Linked DNA regions of Homo sapiens: regions 1, 2, 3, 4 and 6 are each linked to region 5. Evidence: read pairs that join two places in POLR2A ChIA-PET (ENCODE). Cell type or tissue: CD4-positive, alpha-beta T cell. All regions are shown on one strand.

What was found. ChIA-PET counts read pairs that join two places held together with the same protein. Peaks named below come from ENCODE experiments on the same cell type or tissue, not always from the same donor. Only the 100,000 strongest peaks of a DNase experiment are listed, where the experiment ranks them.
Region 1: POLR2A ChIA-PET joins it to region 5 with 41 read pairs; 18 of 35 experiments call an interaction of 5 or more read pairs at or near these places.
Region 2: POLR2A ChIA-PET joins it to region 5 with 12 read pairs; 14 of 35 experiments call an interaction of 5 or more read pairs at or near these places.
Region 3: POLR2A ChIA-PET joins it to region 5 with 125 read pairs; 16 of 35 experiments call an interaction of 5 or more read pairs at or near these places.
Region 4: POLR2A ChIA-PET joins it to region 5 with 10 read pairs; 17 of 35 experiments call an interaction of 5 or more read pairs at or near these places.
Region 6: POLR2A ChIA-PET joins it to region 5 with 49 read pairs; 12 of 35 experiments call an interaction of 5 or more read pairs at or near these places.

Annotation. Positions count from the first base shown.
Region 1 is chr11:47,979,728-47,983,727 of GRCh38, reverse strand. It overlaps PTPRJ (protein tyrosine phosphatase receptor type J), which reads right to left and starts at 3,169. Exons shown (of 25, transcript NM_002843.4): 1 at 2,720-3,169. The coding sequence starts at 2,815. RefSeq lists silencers at 2,139-2,568, 2,669-3,258. In CD4-positive, alpha-beta T cell, a CTCF peak has its summit at 2,296; DNase peaks (open chromatin) are centred at 97, 1,897, 2,387 and 2,997; H3K4me3 peaks cover 3,356 bases.
Region 2 is chr11:47,932,959-47,936,958 of GRCh38, reverse strand. No RefSeq gene overlaps it. Among named protein-coding and RNA genes, the nearest start is that of PTPRJ, 46 kb to the left of the region's middle. In CD4-positive, alpha-beta T cell, a CTCF peak has its summit at 2,338 (motif pointing left); a DNase peak (open chromatin) is centred at 2,328.
Region 3 is chr11:47,999,563-48,003,562 of GRCh38, reverse strand. The region is part of intron 1 of PTPRJ (protein tyrosine phosphatase receptor type J); the gene reads right to left. Among named protein-coding and RNA genes, the nearest start is that of PTPRJ, 21 kb to the right of the region's middle. In CD4-positive, alpha-beta T cell, no CTCF peak of the experiment used is centred here; DNase peaks (open chromatin) are centred at 816 and 1,772; H3K4me3 peaks cover 1,500 bases; H3K27ac peaks cover 4,000 bases.
Region 4 is chr11:47,992,045-47,996,044 of GRCh38, reverse strand. The region is part of intron 1 of PTPRJ (protein tyrosine phosphatase receptor type J); the gene reads right to left. Among named protein-coding and RNA genes, the nearest start is that of PTPRJ, 13 kb to the right of the region's middle. RefSeq lists a silencer at 2,270-2,485. In CD4-positive, alpha-beta T cell, no CTCF peak of the experiment used is centred here; a DNase peak (open chromatin) is centred at 2,393.
Region 5 is chr11:48,054,520-48,058,519 of GRCh38, reverse strand. All of the region lies in intron 1 of PTPRJ (protein tyrosine phosphatase receptor type J), which reads right to left. Among named protein-coding and RNA genes, the nearest start is that of MIR3161, 40 kb to the left of the region's middle. RefSeq lists an enhancer at 1,694-2,195. In CD4-positive, alpha-beta T cell, no CTCF peak of the experiment used is centred here; DNase peaks (open chromatin) are centred at 2,479 and 3,029; H3K4me3 peaks cover 1,059 bases; H3K27ac peaks cover 1,211 bases.
Region 6 is chr11:48,108,490-48,112,489 of GRCh38, reverse strand. PTPRJ (protein tyrosine phosphatase receptor type J) reads right to left here. Exons shown (of 25, transcript NM_002843.4): 2 at 2,414-2,432. Among named protein-coding and RNA genes, the nearest start is that of MIR3161, 14 kb to the right of the region's middle. In CD4-positive, alpha-beta T cell, CTCF peaks have their summits at 2,131 and 2,332 (motif pointing right); DNase peaks (open chromatin) are centred at 2,389 and 2,979; H3K4me3 peaks cover 828 bases; H3K27ac peaks cover 824 bases.

The DNA of each region.
Region 1 (4,000 bases), 75 kb after region 5:
AGGAAAACTGCTTTGTCACATTGCCTAAAACATACACACAAACCAAAACTACTGTGCAAAACTGCTATGAGAATGGGAGGAGTCAGACACTGCAACTAGCAAAGTCCTCATGTTGGAATCATCTCTGACCGTCCTTCCTGTCTTAGAAAAGGGGAATGAGATGCCAGTTCAAAAATTGCTTTTCCGGGCCTACTAAGCACTGAGCCTTCCGGCATCTCAGCTTTCCAGCTTCCACACCCGCCCTTATTAATGTCCAAACAGAGCTGTGTCTTTTCCATGACTTGTCCATTTGTTTAACCTGGTATAGTTGATTCCATTTTATAACACACACATAAGCACATACACACACAATCCAGGCCTCAAAAAACCAGTCAGCTCTTAGGAAGGTAGTCACATACTTGTTTCCTAAACAAACTTCAGAAATATCTCAAATTGATTCAACTTTGAAAAATTCCATTCACACCCACCATTTTGAGAAGACACAGTGATACGTCCCTATCATTAAAAGTAAGATCAAAGTGAAAACACGGGAAAAAAAAAAATAGCACTTTGAAAATATGAGGCCCAGGCCGGTGACCCAGGTTCCCATCTTGTCTTCTCTAATACCTTGCTGGGTGACCTCAGCCTGCTCCCTGTCTTCTCTGGACATCAATATCCTCATCTAAGAGCTCTGAGGGGTTTCAGCTGTCTTGAAAGTCTGGTCCAGCTCAAAAATGCACTGATTCCCTGAAATATCCATTATCAAAATGAACTGCTGAATGTGGATTTTGAAGATGCTTCTTCTGGGAGCCTTTTAGACTTCCTATTTCATAATGTGTCCAAAAAAAAAAGAAATAAGAGAGTCCTTTTGAGGTTCTACAGAACAAACCATAGAGGAAGGAAATATCTAAATACAGGACAAGTGTAGAGTGGCAATATGCTAATGAAATACAAGGAAGGATTGAGCAAGCAATAAATTTACCCAAGAAACTTTTTGCTGATTGAGAACACAGCTAGCAACCACTATGGCTGGAGCAAAAATAAATAAATTTTATATATATATAATTTAAAATTTTTTTGCTGAAGCAAAAAAAAAATTACATATATTATACATTTAAAAATAAATGAAGCTTTAAGTTTGGGGGTTTTCTGTTTTTTGTGGTTTTTGTTTTAGCATAAACTTTTGATACAAGAAATCTTCAAATACAAGGCTTTTTTAACTTCAGACACTGCTTCCCTGAATTTCCTTACATGGACAGGGAGAAGACAGCCCCCACAGGCACTGTACCTTAATAATGAGAATCCCATGTGGAAACCCTTAATATTTACAAAGTTCTTTTAGACATTGGCCAGTGGAAGCCCCTCAAACAATTCCATTGGGCAGAGGGTGCTATACTCATTCTACAGATGCGGTTAACTGAGGGTAGAGAAGCCTGAAGAGCAAGTCCAGCCCTGTGGCCCGGCCCTGGAGCCAGTCTCCTGACATCTACTCCCAGGTTCTCTGCAGGAGGTCACATTGCCTTCTGGCCCCCAGGAGAGCCTGTGCAGAACCTGCTGGGGAAACTGCGAGGAGAGACCCTTGGGTGCCGAGGGTCACGCAGCCCCCAGGCCCCAGCCCCCTTCTCCTACAGCCTGCTAGGCGGCATTGCTGCCCCAGGGTGATGCTTCTGCTCTCTCCTGTATTCGCGCTGGAGAAGTTTTCCCTGAAACCAGGTTCCATCCCCAGCCAATAACTCATTTCCTCAGAGATGGTGTCTGTATAAAACAAGCAAGATGGTCATTTGCAGAAACGCACAGCAAGGCAGCCCTAGACCGCTTCCCCTGCGGGTTCAAACCCCAACAGGCTCCAGAGGCTAAGAGGACGTGCCCGCTGGCTCAGCTCCCATGGCACGGGCTGGGTGCTCCGCTATTTCACTTCTCTCCCTCAGTTCCCCATCTGTGAAATGGGAATGCCCCTTCAGCTGCTCTGCCTCAGCCCCTATGGAAATGCCAGGAAGGGGAAAGGTCGGTCACCAAAACGCCAGGGACAGCATTATCTGAAAAGTGAAGCCAGAAAAGAGGGTGAGGGTGGGGTGGGGAGGGGGAGCCAGCGCCCACAAAGCACGAATTAAACACCCATGAAATCAAGCACGACGCCAAGAGGGCCGGCTGCCTTGAGAAAAGCCAGCGTGCGGCCACCTTTTCCCCGGCCTGGGAACTTTCCCCAGGAACAGGGCCCTCGGCCCGGAGTCCCGCGCCTCGCCCAGGGCCCCACTGCCCAGCGCCTGGCCCTGCCCTGTCGCCCCCGCCGCCCCTCGGGCCCCTGCAGGCCGGGTCGGAGGTCTGTCGGCAAAGGCTCAGCCAGGCCGCCCGGCTCTGCGTCCCCAGACCTCCGCAAACACGCCCCCTCCGGCCGCCTCCGGCTAGGAAGCCGGGCCCGTGCCCGCCAGATGTGCCCAGCGCCGGGAAGAGCCGGGCCAGGGACGGCCTGGAGCCCGCGCGGAGGCTTTCCCCGGGAGGCTCGGGCACCGCGGCACCCGGATCCCGCCTCTCTCCCCCGATCCTGGGCAGCCGGAAAAGGGATCGATCGCCGGCGTGCGAGGCCGGCCGGGGTCCCCGCAAGTCGCCTTCCGGGGATCCGGGGATCCGGACCCCCGCCCCCTTCCCCGGAACCCCCCGGGGGGGTACGCTCGGGCAGGTGCAGTCAATGCCAGTCCCGCCCCAGCCTCCTGCCCCCCGCCCGAGCCCACCCGGCGCTTACCTGGCCCAGGCGCAGCAGCAGCAGCAGCAGCGGCAGCGCCCAGCGCAGCCCGGGCGAGCGCGGAGGCAGCCGCGCCTCCCGCGCCGCCGGCTTCATGCCCCGCGCGCCCTGGAACGTGCCCCGGACGCGCGAATCGGGCCCCGCCGTGCGCCCGAGCCCGGGCACCGTCGTCGCCGCCTCCTGCCGTCTCCTTCGCCTCCTCCTCCGCCAGCCGGTCCGCCTCGTCCCCGCTCCGCCCGCCCCGGGCTTCCCCGGAGACATGGCAGCGGCGGCGGCGGCCGCGGCCACACGCCGGAGCCTAGCGCGGCTGCCGCGGGGGGGCCGCGTCCCTGAGCGCGCAGGGGCTTCGCGGGGCGGAGCGAGCGGCGCCCACCCCCAGCGCGCGGCTACCCGGTCCCGGCTCCCGCGGCTGCTCCCGCTGCCTCCTCCGCGCGTCATGCGGCTGGGGCTGCTGCAGGGAGCCGCGGCGAGCGCTCGGCCCCCTCCCTTCCCCTCCCCCTCTGAATATTCATCGCTTCCTCCCGCCCCGGCCGGCCCGGCGGCTGCGGAGCTCCGCAGCCCCTCGCCGCCGCCCGCCGCTGCCCCCGCCCCCTCCGAGCCGGCCGCGGATCCCCTCCCGCGGGCAGAGGAAGCGCTCCCGCCTCGCCCGCCCCTCCGCCCAGCCCTCCCACATTCCTGGGACTTGGAGCCCGGGACCAGGCTCCGTGGCTCTAGCGCCTCGAGCCGGCACCCCTCAGGACGGGCTCCCCAGCCTCACACCAGGTCCACGGCGCCGGGTTCGGGTGGGCAGAGGTTGACCGAGACCCCTACTGAGAGCGCAGCCAAGCCTGATTGTAGACAGCAACCCGGCGAAGGCGCGTTTGACCTGGCCCTGGGTGGGCTTGGGGGTGCGTGAACCCCGAAATTGTAGAAGGCACGCTGTACATTGTGTTCTGTCCCCCAGCCCCCGAGCGCCGGCCAGGGAGGCAGAGAGCCCAGTACAAGCCAGTCCAGGGATTAGAACCCCAGCTGTGGCATATGGTGGACGGGGCTCTGCTGGTAGTACCAGCCCTGTGAACTCTGGAGACGCATTTCTCCTCTCTGGCCGACCCCACCCACCCTCCTCTCCTCCCGTGTGAAATAAAGATCGTACTAGGACGTGTGGAGAGAGAGGTCCACTGCATTCGCGATTAAACGAGACAGTAGTTAGTAAAGTCCTAAACACCTAGCCTGACACATCGTGGGACTCCACATACATTAGCTCTTCTGGAAGCTTTCATCACGTTGTTAAAGAGGTCAATG
Region 2 (4,000 bases), 120 kb after region 5:
CAGGTGGCAGTGCAGATGGAGAGAAGTGGAGGAATCACGGACGTTTCTGGAAGTAGAGCTAACAAGACCAGCTGGTGGATTCTTTAGAGGAGACACAGGGTAGTGGGGATAGGAGGAGTCAACATTTTAGGCTCATGGCCCTCCTTAACAAGAGTGGATGCTTTTCCTCCCCTCTTTATTTTCTCTTCATATCCTCTCTCTACTCTGCTTTCTTTTCATCTCTAAACCTATCCATTTTTCTTTTCTTCTTCTTCTTCTTTTTTTTTTTTTTTTTTTTTGAGGCCGAGTCTCACTCTGTTGCCTAGGTTGGAGTGCAGTGGCGAGATCTCAGCTCACTGCAACCTCCACCTCCCAGGTTCAAGCAATTCTCCTGCCTCAGCCTCCCGAGTAGCTGGGACTACAGGCACTCACTACCACACCCGGCTAATTTTTTTTTTTTTGTATTTTTAGTAGAGACATGGTTTCACCATATTGGTCAGGCTGACCTTGAACTCCTGAACTCAGGTGATCCACCCACCTCAGCCTCCCAAAGTGCTGAATTACAAGCATATGCCTGGCCTTTTCTTTCTTTAAAAAAAAAAAATAGAAAAACGGGTCTCGCTATGTTGCCCAGGCTGGTCTTCAACTCCAAGGCTCAAACAATCTTCCCACCTCGGCCTCCTAAAGTGCTGGGATTACAAGTATGAACCACCACTCCTGGCCTCCATTTTCACAGAAGACTCACACCCCCCTCCCCCATTTGGGGGCACCTTCCTTTTCTGTTCTTTTCAGTCCTAAGAATCTTCCTTCACTGAATCTCTGGCTCCTGCTGGGTATATATCCAACAGTACATATTGGATGGATTTCTCTTTTGATGGCTGTGTTGTGGCTCCCCTACTAGGGATCAATTCTTTAAGGGTAGGTGGGACAGAATGGCATGTTAGCTATGGGCACTGTCAGAATCTCATTTTTTAGTGCTGTCAGACAAGTGGCTGACTTATCTGAGCCTCAACTTGAGCTAAAAAAAAAAAAACGGGGAGGGATTGTATAATTACGTAGATAATGTATATAAAGTGCTTAGGACTGTGCCTGGCACATTAGTAAGACTTCAAGGAATGATAGCTGTGGCTATTACAGTTGTCCCTCACTATCTGTGAGGGATTGGTTCCAGGAATGCGCCCCAACCCATATCAAAATCCATGGATGCTCAAGTCCCTGAAATGGTGTCATATTTGCATATAACCTACACACAGCCTCTCAAATACTTTAAATCATCTCTAGATTACTTTTTTTTTTTTTTGAGACGGAGTCTCGCACTGTCACCCAGACTGGAGTGCAGCAGCGCGATCTCGGCTCACTGCAACCTACACCTCCTAGGTTCAAGCGATTCTCCTGCCTCAGCCTCCCTAGTAGCTGGGAGTACAGGCGTGTGCCACCATAGCCAGCTAATTTTTGTATTTTTAGTAGAGACGGGGTTTCACAATGTTGGCCAGGATAGTCTCGATCTCTTGAACTCGTGATCCGCCTGCCTCGGCCTCCCAAAGTGCTGGGATTACAGGCCTGAGCCACCGACACACGGCCTAGATTACTTATAATACCTAATACAATGTAAATTGCTATGTAAATAATTGTTATACTGTATCACTTGGGGAATAATGACAAGGGGGAAAAGTCCATGCATATTCAGTACAAACTCAACCATCCCTGCCTTCAATATTTTCCATACTCAATTCCACCTTCAATATTTTCCATACTGATTGTTGGATCCACTAAGGCAGAACCCAGGAACATGGAACTCACAGATACAGAAGGCCAACTATATTTGTTTTGATTTGTTTTTTTGAGATAGAGTCTTGCTCTTTTGCCCAGGTTGGAGTGCAGTGGTGCCATCTCTGCTCACTGCAACCTCCACCTCCCAGGTTCAAGCGATTCTCCAGCCTCAGCCTCAAGAGTAGCAGCTGGGATTACAGGCGCGTGCCACCATGCCCAGCTACTTTTTGTATTTTTTAGTAGAGACGGGGTTTCGCCATGTTGGCCAGACTGGTCTCAAACTCCTGACCTCAGGTGATCCGCCCACCTTGGCCTCCCGAAGTGCTGAGATTATAGGCGTGAGCCACCACGCCCCACCCCAACTGTATTTGCAAGGCATTTGTGCTACTTGTAGCTATGACTTTGACCAAGTTGTTTTCCCACTTTGAGTCTCAGTTTGCACATCTGTAAAATGGGATGTGGTTAGCATTCAGCTCTAAGATTCTTGGTACTTTTGTTATACTTGTTAACACTTTAATCCACTTTAAATAACGTTACCCAAAACCCATGTGATATGGTTTATTCTTCGTAATGTTGTACCGCCCTCTATTGGAGATACTCTGCCAGCATTTGTCGGAGCCTTAAATCAGCAGATGCTTAAATGAAGGCCCAGGCCTCCTAATTTATATTCTGAAAACAATCTCTCCTTAAGTAACATCTCTTCCCCCGTAGCTATGGGTTATTTTTACAAAAACAAACTTTGTTTTTGCATTTTAAAATTCTGTCCTCATTTTATTCCTTTTCTGAGGACCTTGTCAAAGTTCAAGGATTTTATAAATTAACATTTATTTTGACATAATTTTAGATTTACAGAAAAATACTACAAGAATATTACAAGAATAACAGTATATCCTTCACCCAAATTACCCAAATGTTAACATTTTACTGACTGCATTTGCTTGATCAATTTCTCTCTCCACACACATACAGGCATACATATGTATGTAATATGTTCATATTCTTTTTTTTTTTTTTGAGATGGAGTCTAGCTCTTGTTGCCCAGGCTGGAGTGCAATGGCGCGACCTCAGCTCACCAACCTCTGCCTCCCGGGTTCAAGTGATTCTCCTGCCTCAGCCTCCCGGGTAGCTGGGAGGAGGGTTGATCGGGAGAAACCGCCTTAGTTCACTTCTCTTCTGTTCCTGCGAGTGGCACCATCCCAGGTCTGTTCTGTCCCAGAAGAGGACTGCCACTGCGTTGTTCATTAGACTCAGGTGACACAGACAGTTCAGGACAACCCAGTGGTAAAATCATGGTTTTTTTTTTAATCCATTCCTTGGGCCGGGCTCGGTGGCTCATGCCTGTAATCTCAGCACTTTGAGGGGCCGAGACGGGCAGATCACAAGATCAGGAGTTGGAGACCAGCCTGGCCAACTTGGTGAAACCCCATCTCTATTAAAAATACAAAAATTAGCATGGCATGTGCCACCATGTCTGTAGGGATGGGGTTTCTTTCTCTATATTGGTCAGGCTGGTTTCGAACTTCCTACCTCAGGTGATCTGCCCGCCTTGGCCTCCCAAAGTGCTGGGATTACAGGCGTGAGCTACTGCACCTGGCCAAATCTGGGTTTTCTTTCTTTTTTTTTTTTGAGATGGAGTTTTCCTTTTGTTGCCCAGGCTGGAGTGCAATGGCACGATCTCAGCTCACTGCAACCTCCGCTCCCGGGTTCCAGCGATTCTCCTGCCTCAGCCTCCTGAGTAGCTGGGATTACAGGCATGCGCCACCATGCCCTGCTAATTTTGTATTTTTAGTAGAGATGGGGTTTCTCCATGTTGGTCAGGCTGGTCTTGAACTTCTGACCTCAGGTGATCTGCCCACCTCAGTCCCTCAGTCTCCCAAAGTGCTGGGATTACAGGCGGGAGCCACCGTGCCCAGCCCTTTTTTTTTTTTTTTTTTTTTTGAGACGGAGTCTCACTCTTGTTACCCAGGCTGGAGTGCAATGGTGGGATCTCTGCTCACTGCAATCTCCACCTTCTGGGTTCAAGCGATTCAAGCGATTCTCCTGCCTCAGCCTCCTGAGGAGCTGGGATTACAAGCATGCGCTGCCACACCCAGCTAATTTTTGTATTTTTTGTAGAGATGAGGTTTCACCATGTTGGCCAGGATGGTCTTGATCTCCTGACCTAGTGATCCATCTGCCTCGGCCTCCCAAAGTGCTGGGATTACAGATGTGAGCCACCGCGCCTGACTGGAATCTGGGGTATTTTTATAAT
Region 3 (4,000 bases), 55 kb after region 5:
GATCGTGCCACAGCACTCCAGCCTGGGAGACAAGCAAAACTCTGTCTCAAGTAAATAACTCAATAAATAAATTTAAAATCTTTTTTTTTTAATGATAATACCCAGTGCTGGGACGGACATAATGAAACAGGCAATCTCATATGTTCTAATAGCAATGTAAACAATGAATTCCTTTTGGAACGTTATTAGGCAAGTGGTATGTGTCTAATACCAGAAAGATATCTGGAAATTAATCCTGAAGAAAGAATTTCTGCTTTACAGAAAATGCTGTATTCATGAAGATATTGGTCCTTGCACCACTTGTAATGGTGAAAAATTGGCTACTGCTTAAATCTCTAAATACGAAAAAGGCTAAATGAATTATAGTACATCCATTTCATGCAGTATTCTGTAGCTATTAAACATCATGGTTAATATCATCCATGTATTAACATGGAAAAAATAAAAAGTTCTCTTTATTTAGCCTTTCAGCATTAAAGGACCTGAAACGGTCCCTGCTCTGTGAATATAATTATCTTAAATAAGAAGCCACTTGGAATACATTGTACTTGTAACTATTTTGAAATTATAATAGTTTTGTGATGGGGGGGATAAAGGGCTTTTTTTTTTCCTTTCTCTAGTTTCTACATTTCTTTTAATGTTGTTATACCACTGTTACCTAACTAGGAAAAAATAAATTTTTTTAAATGACCAAGCTCATTTTGAAGCTGCTCGGTGTCACATAAACACTGAGGCCTGCCTGCCTCAACTAAAGCAGCCACTTGAAATGCAGCTCCAGCTGCTCATTCTTCTGTTTATCAAAACAGGGCAAAGCCGCCCAGGAAACTCGCCTCAGCAAGGTGACCTGACCTCAGGCCCATCACAGTCACAAATCTGCATTTCCAATAAAAAATAATCACAACGAAGAAAAGCACCCAGGTAACCAGTTATGGAAAAGCAAAGGATTGATGAGTTGGGGGTGACAGGACAGTGAATTACTGTTTTTGTTTTTTTGTTTTCTTGGGGTTTTTATACTGATCATAGTCACAATGCCTAGCACAAAGTGCTCAATAAGGATTTGAAGCAGAAAATGTTTCAAATGGGAAAATGCACTCATTTACCCATTTTAAAAATTTAAGGGAGTGAGGCTAGGCATGGTGGCTCATGCCTGTAATCCCAGCATTTTGGGAGGCCGAGGTGGGCAGATCAGTTGAGGTCAGGAGTTCCAGACCATCCTGGCCAACATGGTGAAACCCCATCTCTACTAAAAACACAAAAACTAGCCAGGTGTGGCGGCAGCCTCCTGTAATCCCAGCTACTCGGGAGGCTGAGGCACAAGAATCACTTGAACCCGGGAAGCAGAGGTTGCAGTGAGCTGAGATGGCGCCACCGCACTCCAGCCTGGGTGACAGAGCGAGACTCTGTCTCAAAAAAAAAAAAAAAAAAATTTAAATAGGAAAATGCACTCATTTGCCCATTTAAAAAATTTAAGGGAGTGCCCACACTTCCTGAGCACCAAGGCCCAAAACACCATGCACACCCCCGGCCTGAAAAGTTGTACTCCCTTAGTTCTCATCAACAGAAGCTGTGTTTGGAAGTGAGCAGGCAGGAAATTGGTACTTTTGTCACCAACTTGAACAACAAAACAGTCAGAAAACTTAAATGTCACCAGGAGAGTAAATGTCAAAGTGGGAGGGGTAACTACGGTTTACCAAGTGTCTGCACCACTACCTGTTCCGGGGCCTGTGGGCATGATTTCATAAAGTCCTACCTAACACTCTGACTCTGGCAGCAAGCAGCCTAGGCTTGAACTCTGACTCTCAACTGATTGGCTGTGTGGCCTCAGGCTGGTTGCTTAGCTTCTCTGCATCTCATTTTCCTCTCCTGTAAAATGAAAGCAAGAAGAGAAGAGACCTACCTCATTAGGGTGTCATGAGGATTCACTCAGCCAATACACACAAAGCACTGGGTACAGTGTCTGGCAGAAGCACAGCATCTGTCAGTTACTTATTAGTATTGTGCTTACATTTTGCAGCCAAGAAAAACTGAACCTCACAGAGGTTAGTAATGTCCCAAGATCACACAGCTTAGTAAGAGGAAGTGCTGGGATTCAAACCCAAATCAAAGGATCTGTGCTCTTTTCACCAGAGCTAAACCCCACCTGCAGGATTATTATGATCCCCACCCCAAACACACACACACACACACACACACACACACACACACACACACACTTTGGGGCTGTCACTGCAAAAGGTAAGAATATTATGAGATAATAAGAAGTGATATGGGGCCAGGTACAATGGCTCATGCCTGTAATCTCACCACTTTGGGATGCCAAGGCAGGCAGATCACTTAAGTCCAGGAGTTCAAGACCAGCCTGGCAAACATGGTGAAACCTTGTTTCTACGAAAACACAAAAACTAGCTAGGTGTAATGGCACATGCCTGTAGTCCCAACTACTGGGGAGGCTGAGGACCGAGAATTGCTTGAACCTGGGAGGCAGAGGTTGCAGTAAACCAAGATCACCACTGTACTCGAGCCTGGGCGACAGAGTGAGACTCTGTCTCAAAATTTAAAAAAAAAAAAAAAAAAAAAAAATTATATGGGACTGGAAGAGGAGGTCCAGTCCATTGTAACCTGTGGATAATACCAGCTCCATGTCAGGGTGGTTCTTTCAATTCATTCACCAAGCAAGCATGCTTTTGAGGCACGCTCTGTCCTACACATAAGGAAATCAGACATAGGGGGTCCCACTCCCCTGAACTCATAATCCAAGAGGTGGGGAGACAGACAGAAATGAGTAGGTGATAAGGATGGGAGGAAATGAAGGAGGATGATGGGATAGAGGGGCCTGAGTGATAAGAAGGAGCGAGGAGGATAGTACCAGGCCCTGAGGGAGAGGGGCGGGGTAGGTTCAAGTGTCTGTTGTACTAGAGCCAGGTGACTGTAGTCTGTGAACAGGGAGTGGGTAGCCAGGATGAGGTCGGAGGGTGGAGGGGAGGGAGGGGTCTGATCATCCTGATCTAAGGTTCAGAGTCTTGCAGACCACTGTTTGGGTTTATACTAACAGCGATATGAAGCCATGTAGGCTTTTAAGCAGTGGAATAACACACCTCAATTTACGGGAAAGAAGCAAGCCAGGAGAGGTGGCTTGCACCTATAATCTTAGCACTTTGGGAGGCCAAGACGGGAGGATCGTTTGAGCCCAGGACTTGGAGGCCAGCTGTGGCAACATAGTGAGACCCCCATCTCTACAAAAAAAAAATTTTAAAATTACCCAGGAGAGGTGGCACACATCTGTAGTCCCAGCTACTCAGGCAGGTAAGGTAGGAGGATCGCTTGAGCCCAGGAAGTTGAGGCTGCAATGAGCTGTGATCACACCACTGCACTCCAGCCTGGGCAACAGAACACGACCCTATCTCAAAAAAAAAAAAAAAAAAGGGCCAGGCATACCAGCACTTTGGGAGGCCAAGGCAGGCAGATCAGCTGAGGTGAGGAGGGCAAGACCAGCCTGGCCAACATGGTGAAACCCCATCTCTACTAAAAATACAAAAAATTTAGCCAGCTGTGGTGGCACAAGCCTGTACTCCCAGATACTCAGGAGGCTGAGGCAAGAGAATCACTTGAGCCCAGAAGGCGGAGGTTGCAGTGAGCCGAGATCGCACCACTGCACTCCAGCCTGGGTGACAGAGCGAGACTCTGACTCAAAAAAAAAAAGAAGAATCTCGGCATGAAAGTAAAAGAGACTAGCATATGGGTGGCATTTGATAAAGGCCTTTTCCCCCCTAGTTTTCCTTCTCCTTGTGCCACTAGCCCTACATACCCATAGACAATCATGTTCTCCCTTTCTGGGTCTCTGTTTCCAAAGAGTTTTGGTCTCAGTGGTTCTCAACCCTGGCTACATATTAACAACACATGAGGAGCTTGGAAAATAAAACACCAATGGGGGCAAGAGGTGTCCATACACCCAGATATCCAGAATCCACTGGTCTGGGGAGGGAGCCTCCAACTGGTATTT
Region 4 (4,000 bases), 62 kb after region 5:
TTTTTGGAGATGGAGTTTCATTCTTGTTGCCCAGGCTGAAGTGCAATGGCACAATCTCAGGTCACCACAACCTGTGCCTCCCGGGCTCAAGCACTTCTCCTGCCTCAGCCTCCCGAGTAGCTGGGATTACAGGCATGTGCCACCACACCCTGTTAATTTTTGTATTTTTAGTAGAGACAGGGTTTCACCATGTTGGTCAGGCTGGTCCTGAACTCCTGACCTCGTGATCCGCCCGCCTCAGCCTCCCAAAGTGCTGGGACTACTGGCGTGAGCCACCACGCCTGACCCCCACGTTCCTCTTCTAATGGGACATCCTGAAGTCATGTCATCCACACATGACTTCGATCTCTATGAAATCCCAAATAATTTACAACAGGAAGGCCCACACCCCAACATGATACCATGACATCACTTAATCTGGGTCAGACAGCCTTCTTACCACCTGATAGCTCCAGGATCTAAAATCCAAGACAAAGATACTCTTGTTTTCTGTGGCTCTGGGAATCATTTCACTCCTGCTGCATCAGGGCTCTGAGGATCAAAGGTCAACAAGTCACCCATCCTCACAGAAAGACAGCCTTCCCACCTGTGAGACTGGCCCAAGTCCAGCTGTCCTTCCTGGACTCAGACACGCCCTGTCCTATGTAGACCCTCCCATTCAGCTCCCCTGTGCCTCAAAGGAAGCCCACAACTAGCTGGCAGAGGTTCTGAGCCTCAGTTTCCTTCCCTATACCTACGTCATAGGATTAAATGAGTTAATATGTACAACGTGCTCACAACAGTTGATGATAAATATTCAACCGATGGTAGCTACTATTGTTACTTTTATTATTCAATTTATCTTAAGGCAATCACCAGATTATATGTTCAGAGCTGATCACAAAGTCAACTGAATAGGGCCTATCGTGACAAAAAAAATTTTGAAAACAAACTATAAGACTAATCACAGGACTTATTAGATAAATTAAGGTACCTCCACATAATGGAATGGATGCAACAGCTAACAGTTATACAAAAGAAGAATATTTACTGGCAGGGGGAAACGTTTGCAATATATTGTCAGTCCTTCACAGATTGCCATACATTGACCCTGAGAATAGCAAGGAGCGCTCTCACACCCCCAGAGGGTCTGCAGGGTAGAGATTTCTTTGTTATGTACTGTACTGGTTGAAAAAAAAATCCTGATGCAAATGTGGTATCCAGTCCATAATATGTCCATGTTTGTGGTTTTCAAAAAACATTACAAAATAATTTCTACTGAGCAACAGAGACCCTCCAGCAAGATGCCTGCTTTTTATCCTGTGGCTTCCTGGGGTACCCCTAGGGAGACATCCACCTCAATTGTTTTTTTATTTTATTTATTTATTTATTTATTTTTTTGAGACAGAATCTCACCCTGCAGCCCAAGCTGAAGTGCAGTGGCGCAATCTTGGCTCACTCCGCCTCCAGGACTCAAGCAACCTCCACCTCCAGGGCTCAAGTGATGCTCATGCCTCAGCCTCCCAAACAGCTGGGACCACAAGCGTGCACCACCACTAATTTTTTGTATTTTAGTAGAGACAGGGTTTCACCATGTTGCTCAGGGTGGTCTCTAACTCCTGAGCTCAGGCAATCCGCCTGCCTTGGCCTCCCAAGGTGCTGAGATTACAGGTATGAGCCACGGTGCCCGGCCCACCTCAACTGTTAAAAATTAAAAGATGTAAGTTACAAAGCACATGTAGGAGGTTATCCTATTGTAGTATAAATAGACAGAACATGCATTTAAAAAGACAAAGAAATCGCATCAAAAAGGTACCAGGAGTTAACCTGGATGAGTGGAGATTACAGGTAATTTTGTTTCCTTTTATCTGTATTTTCAATTTTTTTATATTAAAAAAAAAAAAAGGCCAGGCACAGTGGCTCACAACTGTAATCCCAGCACTTTGGGAGACTGCAGCGGGTGGATTGCCGGAGCTCAAGAGTTCACGACCAGCCTGGAAAACATGGTGAAACCCCGTCTCTACTAAAATACAAAAAACTAGCCGGGTGTGGCGGCCTGCACATATAGTCCCAGCTACTCAGGAGGCTGAGGCAGGAGAACTGCTTGAACCCAGGAGGCAGAGGCAGGAGAACTGCTTGAACCCGGGAGGCAGAGCTTGCAGTGGGCCAAGATCCCACCACCGCACTCCAGCCTGGGCAACAGAGCGAGACTGCCTCTCAAAAAAAAAAAAAAATGAACTGTTTGATGGGAATCAAATTAACCTGGGGATCAGGATCCTTCAGCCAGTTGGGCTAACAATCTCCAGAAGGTTCATTCAGGCCCATGCAAATCAGTGCCGGAGCCTAGAGACAGCACAGCCTAGAGCTAGAGGTCAGGCAGGGCTGAGCTGAGTCACCCACTATTCAGACCTCCCTCTTAGAGCCTCAGCTACTGGATGGTGGTCATTAAGTTATCATTTAAACTACAGACGCAGGCTGGGTACGGTGACTCAGCCCTATAGCCCCAGCACTTTGGGAGGCCAAGATGGGAGGATCACTTGAGGTCGGGAGTTCAACACCAGCCTGGCCAACATGATGAAACCCCGTCTCTACTAAAAATACAAAAACTAGCTGGGTGTGGTGGTGCACATCTGTAATCCCAGCTTCTCAGGAGGCTGAGGCAGGAGGATCACTTAAACCCAGGAGGTGGAGGCTGCAGGGAGCCGAGATCGCAACACTGCACTCCAGCCTGGGTGACAGAGTGAGACTCGTCTCAAAAAGAAAACAAACAAACAAATAAACTACAAATGCAGTAGTGTTAGCTCTCTACCAAATCCATTTACCAAAGGAACACACAACGCTGACCCATAGCTTGTTCACTAGGCTGGTCACCCTGAAGTTTCCAGAAAAGCAGCTACTTAAAGGCAGGCCTCCAAAGCTTTCAGTCGGCCCACTTCCCTTCCTGAAGTGCCTCTCGACAATTTGGTTCTTCCTGCTTACCTGCTGCAGGAATGGTTTCCAGCTACACATAGAGACACTGACAATGCATAATTGGGGACTTTATACTGGTTTTTTTTACTGTGTCTGGAAACAGAATCCACCTCCATCCCCCACCAGGCATCTTCCACCATTCCATTCCCTGGAACAGTGACTTCCAGTGTTTTCTGGCAACAGGTGAACCCATGATAAGAAATTCATTTTATATGCAATTTAGTATACACACATACACACCACACACACGTGCGCACATATATAACTGAAATGGACAATACTCACCAGCAAACTCTGGTATTTTTACAATACTTACCAGCAAACTCTGATATTCTACCATTTTTTTAATGCAGGTCATAACTCACTAAATTGATTTTACATCCCAGTTTCAAATACACCGCCTTACAGTATGTAAGTCTATGATTTGGTTTTCCAAACTTTACTTAAGTGTGTATTTTCTGGAACATATCAGATTGGAACCATATATAAATACTAATATTCACAGGACCAAAAACAGTAACTTTATATGGTTCAACCTAATAATTATGTGTGAACCAAACTGGAGGACTCCACTGATTCGCCTCTTATAAGCTAACTCTGAGTAATTCTTAAAAGTGGCCTATACTTGGGCGCGGTGACTCACACCTGTAATTCCAGCACTTTGGGAGGCCAAGGCAGGCAGATCACAAGGTCAGGAGTTCCAGACCAGCCTGGCCAACATGGTGAAACCCTGTCTCTACTAAAAATACAAAAATTAGCTAGGCATGGTGGGCGGGCTCCTGTAATGCCAGCTACTCAGGAGGCTGAGGCACAAGAATCGCTTGAACCCAGAAGGCGGAGGTTACAGTGAGCTGAGATCGCACCACTGCACTCCAGCCTGGGTGACAGGGCGAGACTATGTCTTAAAAAACAAAAAAAAAAAGAGGTGGCCTATACTATGAACGTACATGATTATTATTCTGCAAAAGACAGATGAAACCTGAATTGGACAAGTCAATTACAGCCACTCTGAGTCATACCTTTTTAAATGGCAATAACAATGACAAACTCA
Region 5 (4,000 bases):
GACCCAAGGCTGGGTAAAGTGGCTCACACCCGTAATCCTAGCACTTTAGCAGGCCAAGGCAGGAGGATCGCTTGAGGCCAGGAGTTCTCAAGACCAACCTGGGCAACATAGCGAGATCCCATCTCTACCAAAAAAAAAATTGTTTTAATTAGATGAGTGTGATGGTACACATCTGTAGTCCCAGCTATTCAGGAGGTGGAGGCAGGAGGATTGCTTGAGCCCAAGAGGTCAAGGTGCAGTGAGCTATGATCACACCACTGCACACCAGAGACCCTGTCTCTTTTGGTTTTGGTTTTGTTTTAAAAAAAGGCTGGGTGTGGTAGCTCATGCCTGTAATCCTAGCACTTTGGGAGTCAGAGGCAGGTGGGTCACTTGAGGCCAGTAGTTGAAGACCAGCCTGGTCAACATGGTGAAAGCCTATCTCTACTAAAAATACAAAAATTAGCCAGGCATGGTGGCACATGCCTGTAATCCCAGCTACTCGGGAGGCTGAGGCAGGAGAATCACTTGAACCCGGGAGGCGGAGGCTGCAGCGAGCCGAGATCGTGCCATTGCACTCCAGCCTGGGTGACAGAGCAAGACTTGGTCTCAAAAGAAAAAAAAAAAAAGGCAGGAAGACCCAAAAGTTTTGGGTGTGATCACCTAAAAGGATGAAGCAGTCATGAACTGTGGTGAAGAAAACTGGCTAGAACCATTGGCAGAAGTAGTTTCTTGTTTTGTGGGTGTTTTGCTGGGGTGTTGGGGAGCTTTCTTTAATAGTCATTGTGATCAATATGCTTCTTCCCTACGTCTGGCTTCCAAAAGGAAAGTTTTTTTTCCCTCAAAACTCCAGGCTCCCATCTGCCCCTCCACACAGTTCTCCCCCAGGGCTCAGGAGTGATTTCTCTCACTCAGGTGGTCTGTTCTTCCACCTAGAAGTATTATGGGGGCTACCGCTGCCACCACCTCCACCACCTGCCTCGACCCACGTGAGAAGGCCTCTGGGTACCCAAGGCTGCCCGTGACTGGCCTGGTACATCCACCTAATCTCAGCTTCATATCAGAAAGCTAATGCTGCCCCACAACTAAGCTGCATTCTCCAAGACTGTATCAGGAGTAAAGGTGATATTCTCATCTCCACCTTCTTTACACTGTGCCTCTCTTAAGTGGTTCCGAAATCTGAAAAACAGGTGTGCTGTTTAAACTCCAATCATAAGCACCTCAGGACATTTAAAAGAACAACTAACGTTTACCCAGAGCTTTTATTAGCCCACTGGAACTTCCTAATAACCTAACACAGTCAGTTAATTAGCAAATGATGCCTAAGCACCTATTATTAAGCACTCACAGCCGCGCACCACACCAGGCAATGGGGGGCGGTCTGTATCATTAGCACCATTTTACAGTTGGGAAGGCAATCAGAGTCAGTCACTCTGCGGTAGGCCACACCACCAGGACACGGCATGCAAGCGTGCCACCCAGGTCTTCTGACTCTAAAGTCCCTGCTCTTTTCATATTTATGAGCTGGGTTACCTTGGGCAAGTTACTTAACCTCTCTGTGCCTGAGTTTTGTTTTGTTTTGTTTTGAGACAGAGTTTCGCTCTTGTCGCCCAGAATGGAGTGCTATAGCACAATCTCGGCTCACTGCAACCTCCTCCTCCCGGAGTCAAGCGATTCTCCTGCCTCTGTCTCCTGAGTAGCTGGGATTATAGGCATGCACCACTACACCCAGCTAATTCTTTTGTATTTTAGTAGAGACGGGGTTTCACCATTTTGGCCAGGCTAGTCTCGAACTCCTGACCTCAGATGATCCGCCTACCTCGGCCTCCCAAAGTGCTGGGATTACGGGCATGAGCCACCACACCTGGCTGCCGAGTTTTAGCATCTGTAAAACAGAGATTAGAACAGCACCTACCTTATCGCTTTATTGTGAGGGTTAAATGAGCTAAGTGATGCAAAGTACTTGGAAGAATAGCTGAGGTAGTAAGCACTCAGTGAAACTGTCACCATCATCATTATTAGTGCCACGCCAAACTGCCGCTCTAATAGTTAAGATAATAGCTGCCATTACTAAACATTGTGACAAGAACTGTATACTAAATGCTTTACACGCAACAACTCACTGAAACCTTACAACAATCTGAGTTTTTGTACCTATTTTACACTCAGGAATCTGACGCTCAGAGAGTGAGGTCAAGTAAACTGGTGAGAGCTCACACAACTAAGAGGGATCAAAGTCAGGATCTGAACTAGGGTCTTATGGATTATCTGGCTGAAACGTATTTACTGCATCAAGTAAAGCAATTATGTGTGCGTCTAACTTCTATTCAGATGTTAAAAATGCATACAGAATCAAGGGCACCTCCTTGATAAACAAAGCTGCTTTTGAGGCACCTTCGCCCAAAAGTACAAAAGAGGAAAAAAGCTCCACAATGCGTGTTAACTTTATCCACAGTGTGTGATACTAATCATCCCAGACCACATCCTACACGCACCACAACCTGAAAACCCACTTCCTCCCCAGAACACACCCCAGGGAGCACAAAAGTCAACATTCAGCTCCGGCTTCTCTGAGAACACCTTGTATATTGACCTATGCATGCCAGCAAGTAACCGAGCTGGAAAAAACATTCTCCCAAAGCCTGGAAAGGGATCAGAGTGCTTTGGGTTGAAATGCATCGCGTTTTCAGCACTGCTTATTGCTCCCAGCACTCGCAGAGCTGAGCCAAGCAAGCTAGCAGCGTCCTGCTGGATCCTGAGGTCAGTGACCAGAACGAGAGACAGGCTAGCCCAGTGGCCTTTTCTGGACCCAACTTCAGGGATCTACCTTCCTCACCTGACCCTGAAGCCCCAGGGTGGAATGGGACCCTCGTGCCCCCAGGACTGCACAGGGATGTCTGTCAGTATGCCTTGGAAGCTAGCCTGCCTTAAAGTATGGAACCTAGAGACGCTTCTGAGAATGTGGAGTAGAGGGTGGCACTGCTCTTCACTTGTCAGTCATAAGACCAGCCCTCAAGGCCAGAACTTACCAGAAACATAGAGAGGATATGACTGTCACACTGGTGGAGGTGAGGAGGAAAGAGGCCAAGAATGAAAAGCAAAAGGTTGACTGGATGTTAACCTCAGAGATCTGGCGGGAGATTTGGGGCCTTTCAGACCCCAAGGATTACTGTTGCATCAAAAGTTCCCATGCTTGCAGGCATTCAGCCAGGCAAAAATGCAGCCTGCTGCCACCAAAAGAATCCATATTCCCTGAATGCATGGTGAGTCCTGGCCACTTTGGAGGGTCATCTTTTGAGGGCCTACCATGTGCCAGGCACCATGCTAGGGGCTTTATTTATTTTTTTTTTATTTAGAGATGGGATCTCACTGCATCACCCAAACTGGAGTGCAGTGGCGCAATCACAGCTCATTGCAGTCTCAACCTCCCTGGCTCAAGTAATCCTCTCACCTTAGCCACCCAAGTAGCTGGGATTACAAGCATGCACCACTATGCCTGGCTAATTTTTGCATGTTTTATAGAGACAGGGTTTCACCATGTTTGCCCAGGCTGGTCTTGAACTCCTAGACTCAAGCAATCTGCCTGCCTCAGGCTCCCAAAGTGCTGGGATTACAGGCGTGAGCCACCATGCCTGGCTGCCAGCGGCTTTATATACCCCCCTTCAGTTACTCCTTCCAAACACCCTGTGAGAATGGGGACTGGCCCTTTAAAAAAAAAAAAAAGAAAGAAAGGAAAAAAATGAGGAAATTAACACTCAGAGGAGTTAAATAACTTGTTCTCATATAAAACAGACTCCGTGGTAGGACAGAATTAAAACCTACTCTAACTTACAGCTCATGCTCAACTTTTTTTCATAAAAGGGAATCCCGGGGGCCACACTGTGAGAGGCCTGGCGTACATCAGGGACTACAAGTCCGTGGGCAAGACCACAGAGAGGGCAAACAAGCGGTGAAATGAAATGAGACAGGAATCAGAAGATGATGTGCTTCTAACTAGGTGGGCAAGTCACTTCACCTTTCC
Region 6 (4,000 bases), 54 kb before region 5:
GAGGCGTGAGCTCCTATGGCCAAGAGCTCAGGCACTGAAGGAGAACCTTGGCCACACTGGCTGCTTTATCTTGAATTCATTACTAGTCTCCTAGAGTCTCTGTTCAGGGAGGTGCAGCAGAGACCACTCTTGACCCCCAAACTCCATTCCCCCATTTTCCCTTCATCATACTCCTGGAGATTTTTGGCCCTGTATATGCATAGCTGTTGGGAACAAAGACCACATTTCCCAGCCTCCCATGCAGCTAGATGTTGCATGTGACTAACTTCTGTCAAACAGAGTGTGACCAGACGTTCTGTCTGACTTCTAGCAAGTGTCCTTAAAGGGTGGAGCACAACCTTCTGCCCTTCCTCCTTCTTATAGCTGTAGTGTGGATGCGATGACTGGATCTCATGCTGCCTGGCTCTAGAACCAACACTGTGGCAGTGGCTGCAGCTTCCTGATCCCAGGATCACAGCTCAGAACATTCACCGCTGGATCCAGCAACTACAGCAGGGACTTCCTGATTCCTCCCTCTCTGCTTGCTGTCTATGACCAAGGTGGTGACTCTCTAGGGGGTCAGTTCTGCAGCCTTAGTCTGGGAGTAATTTCTCAGGGCCAGGCCTAAAGCCTCCTCCCCAGCTGTTATGAGCTGACTTGTGCTCCGCCACCCCCAAATTCATATGTTGAAGTCCTAACCCCCAAGACCTTGATCTTATTACAGCAGCCCTGGCAAACTAATACAGCGGCCCTTCCAATGACTCTGTAAACTCTCACTTCCCAGGGTAAATCCTTTCAGTTAAAATAGCTCATGATTTCTGTTTCCCGCAATTCTACTACCTACGGTAGATGTTTGAATAGAAGTGTTCTTCTGCAGCAGTGATTCAAGCCTGTACAAGGTACCCACCAGTTTATTTATTAAACTAATTAACAGGAAGAAAAACCAACGGCAGTACTCTTCCCATTGTTTGCACAGGCTCTAATTACCATTATTAATTGAGATTTGCTTTATTAGAAGATTTCAGCAAGATCTGCCCATATATGCTTCCATGAGTACAATCTAATTATTTTATCTCACAAACTGAGATTTTACCAATCAGGAAAAAAAAAGTTCCCAAATTTTGGGGAGAAACAAAAACCATGGTTTTTTTTTTTTTTCCTAAAAGGTACATTTTTTAAAAAACTACCAACTACTATTATTTTTAATTTTTTTTTTTTTTTTTTTTTTTTGAGATGGAGTTTCACTCTTGTTGCCCAGGCTGGAGTGCAATGGAGTGATCTCGGCTCACTGCAGCCTCCACCTCTCAGGCTCAAGCGATTCTCCTGCCTCAGCCTCCCAAGTAGCTGGGATTACAGGTGCATGCCACCACACCTGGCTAATTTTTTTGGTATTTTTAGTACAGATGGTGTTTCACCATGTTGGCCAAGCTGTTCTCGAACTCCTGAATTCAGGTGATCCACCTGCCTCAGCCTCCCAAAGTGCTGGGATTACAGGCATGAGCCACCAGGCCCGGCCTTCAATTCTTATAGAAATGTTTTATGACCAAAAAATTAGTAAGGACATAATCCAGGGATGGATGGTGCTTTCAACTGAATATATTTAAGCTTCCTTAAAAAACTTCTAGTCATATCCTTATTTTTCTCATTTTATTACCAGGGAATGAACCAGCACTGTCAGCAGTTGGGACTCAGCCCTGTGCATGAAAGCAAAACATGCGGGAGTCCAGGTCTCATTTTCCAAAGGTTATGACGATCTTCCACCCCATTCTTTAAATGTAGCAATGTAGCAACAAAAGGGCAATGTAGCAACACAAGAAAATACTTAAAGGATAACAGCACATAAACAATATACAAATAATGTATTACAATTTCAACTAAGTTAAATCGCCCACAGATGAGGCTAGAAAAAAATTACAGAAAATATAAATTTTCATCATGATTGCACAATTAATTAAAATTTTTTCTTTCATTTGTTGTTTCCACCCTCACTCCTACTTCTAAAGAAAAATTGGGGCCGGGCGTGGTGGCTCGCGCCTGTAATCCCAGCGCTTTGGGAGGCCAAGGCGGGCGGATCACCTGAGGTCAGGAGTTCAAGACCAACATGGGGAAGCCCCGTCTCTACTAAAAATACAAAAAATTAGCCGGACATGGTGGCACGTGCCTGTAATCCCAGCTACTTGCTAGGCTGAGGCAGGAGAATCACTTGAACCCGGGAGGCGGAGGTTGCAGTGAGCCGAGATGGCACCACTGCACTCCAGCCTGGGCTACAGAGCGAGGCTCCAACTCAAAAAAAAAGAAAAGAAAAAGAAAAAGAAAAATTGGAAACCGAGCAGGTTTTAATAAATTAGCATTTCACATTGCTGTTAATGTTGCTGTGTGTCCATTAGGGGGCAGTAGCGAACAACACAAGAATAGAGAGGAAAAGGGTACTCACTGCCACCTGCGCACAGGATCTGAAACAGAAAAAGAAAACGGAAGTCAGCAGATTCATTCAGCCATGGAAAATGCAAATCAGAAATAAAGCAGTTGAGGATTTAATAATGGGGGTGGGGTGGTAAGAAGCACATTAAGCAAAGGTCTGCTGGTCAGGGTTAGGCCGTCTTGGGACATTAAACACAGGGAATCATTGCAACCTCGGGGTCAATTACAAAGGATTAACTGGGTTATGTGGGGGCTGGCGGCTGCTGACTCCCAGTGCCCAGTGTTTCTCCCCAGACACATCCCCCCACCTCCAGCCCTCTCCCCGGAGCAACTCCCCAGGTCAGCACCTCCCTCCACCCACTGTGCGATGAGCTGAAGCAGAAGGACACAGAAGCAGAGACCAGATTGTCAGGGCCAAAAAAAGGGGGTTGGGTGGGGGGGATACCAAGCCCAGCACACCCCTTCCCCAGACCCATTTCCCAGTCCTGACAGCACAGTGGAAACCAGAAATCCACTGTGTTTGGGATTTTCATTGTACAAAAATTCATCTTCTTCTTTCCATCAGTAGGTGGCAGTAAAAATTTTTAATCACATGTCAAGCAGCTTTGGGAAGAATTAATGCTTGACACACAAGAGGCCTTAAAGGTTTAGCTGACAGTGTCAGCTGGGGAGGGGAGCAGCCCTCAAGGATATTCATTGTGATCCATAATTGTTTCCCTATACTTTAAAAATCTAAAGTGATTCAAGGTTGTACACTCTATTGTTTCACAAACACACCTTTTTGGTGAATAAGATTTTTTTTTTTAAGTAGGATCGTCACGAAGAATAAAATAATCAAAAAGGACCCTGGTGGAAAAAACCGTCCTCCTACTTTCCATGACACTTAGAATAAAATTCAAACTCAGCCACAGCCCACTAGCCCCTCTGGTCTCACTGCCCCCTCACATTCTCGAAACTGATTCTCCCCTAGAGCCTTTACATATTTATTCCCTCCCACAAACACACTCTGCCCAGACCTTTTCATGGCCTGCCCAAAACGCCACCTCCTCAGCAAGTCCTTCTCCGAGCAGCCATGGAAACCAACACCCCTCACTCTCTGTCCATCACTGACTCCTCCAACCACACTGTGTGCTCCATGAGAACAGAGATCTTGTCTGTGCCCCATGCCTAGAATGGTGGACCCAGTAGGCACTCAATAAACGGCACAGGAAGGAAAGAACGAGCCCAGAGGGGGAAAGTCTTGCCCCCAGGTCCTCCAATTCTCAAACTTCCCATTCCCACCTTCCACCCTACCATCAACTCCTTCGCGCCTCAGGCCTACCCTTTTTCAGCTCATCTTCCTCCTCCAGCCCCTGCCCTTTAATCTAGGCTGAGCCTCAATCCACAGTCTAGGATGGATCATAGGAGAGAGGCAGAAAAAAGAGAAGTCAATAGCTAGGCAAGTCGCACAGGGCAGCAAACATTTTTTTGCCCAGTAAGGGGAAAGATTAAAGTAAAAGCACTGTGGGAGGCTATACTTGCAAACGCATTCTGAGGATAAAAAGGAACTCTAACTTACTAAGCACCTACTATGTAACAGACACTGTGCTGGGCTTTCTAC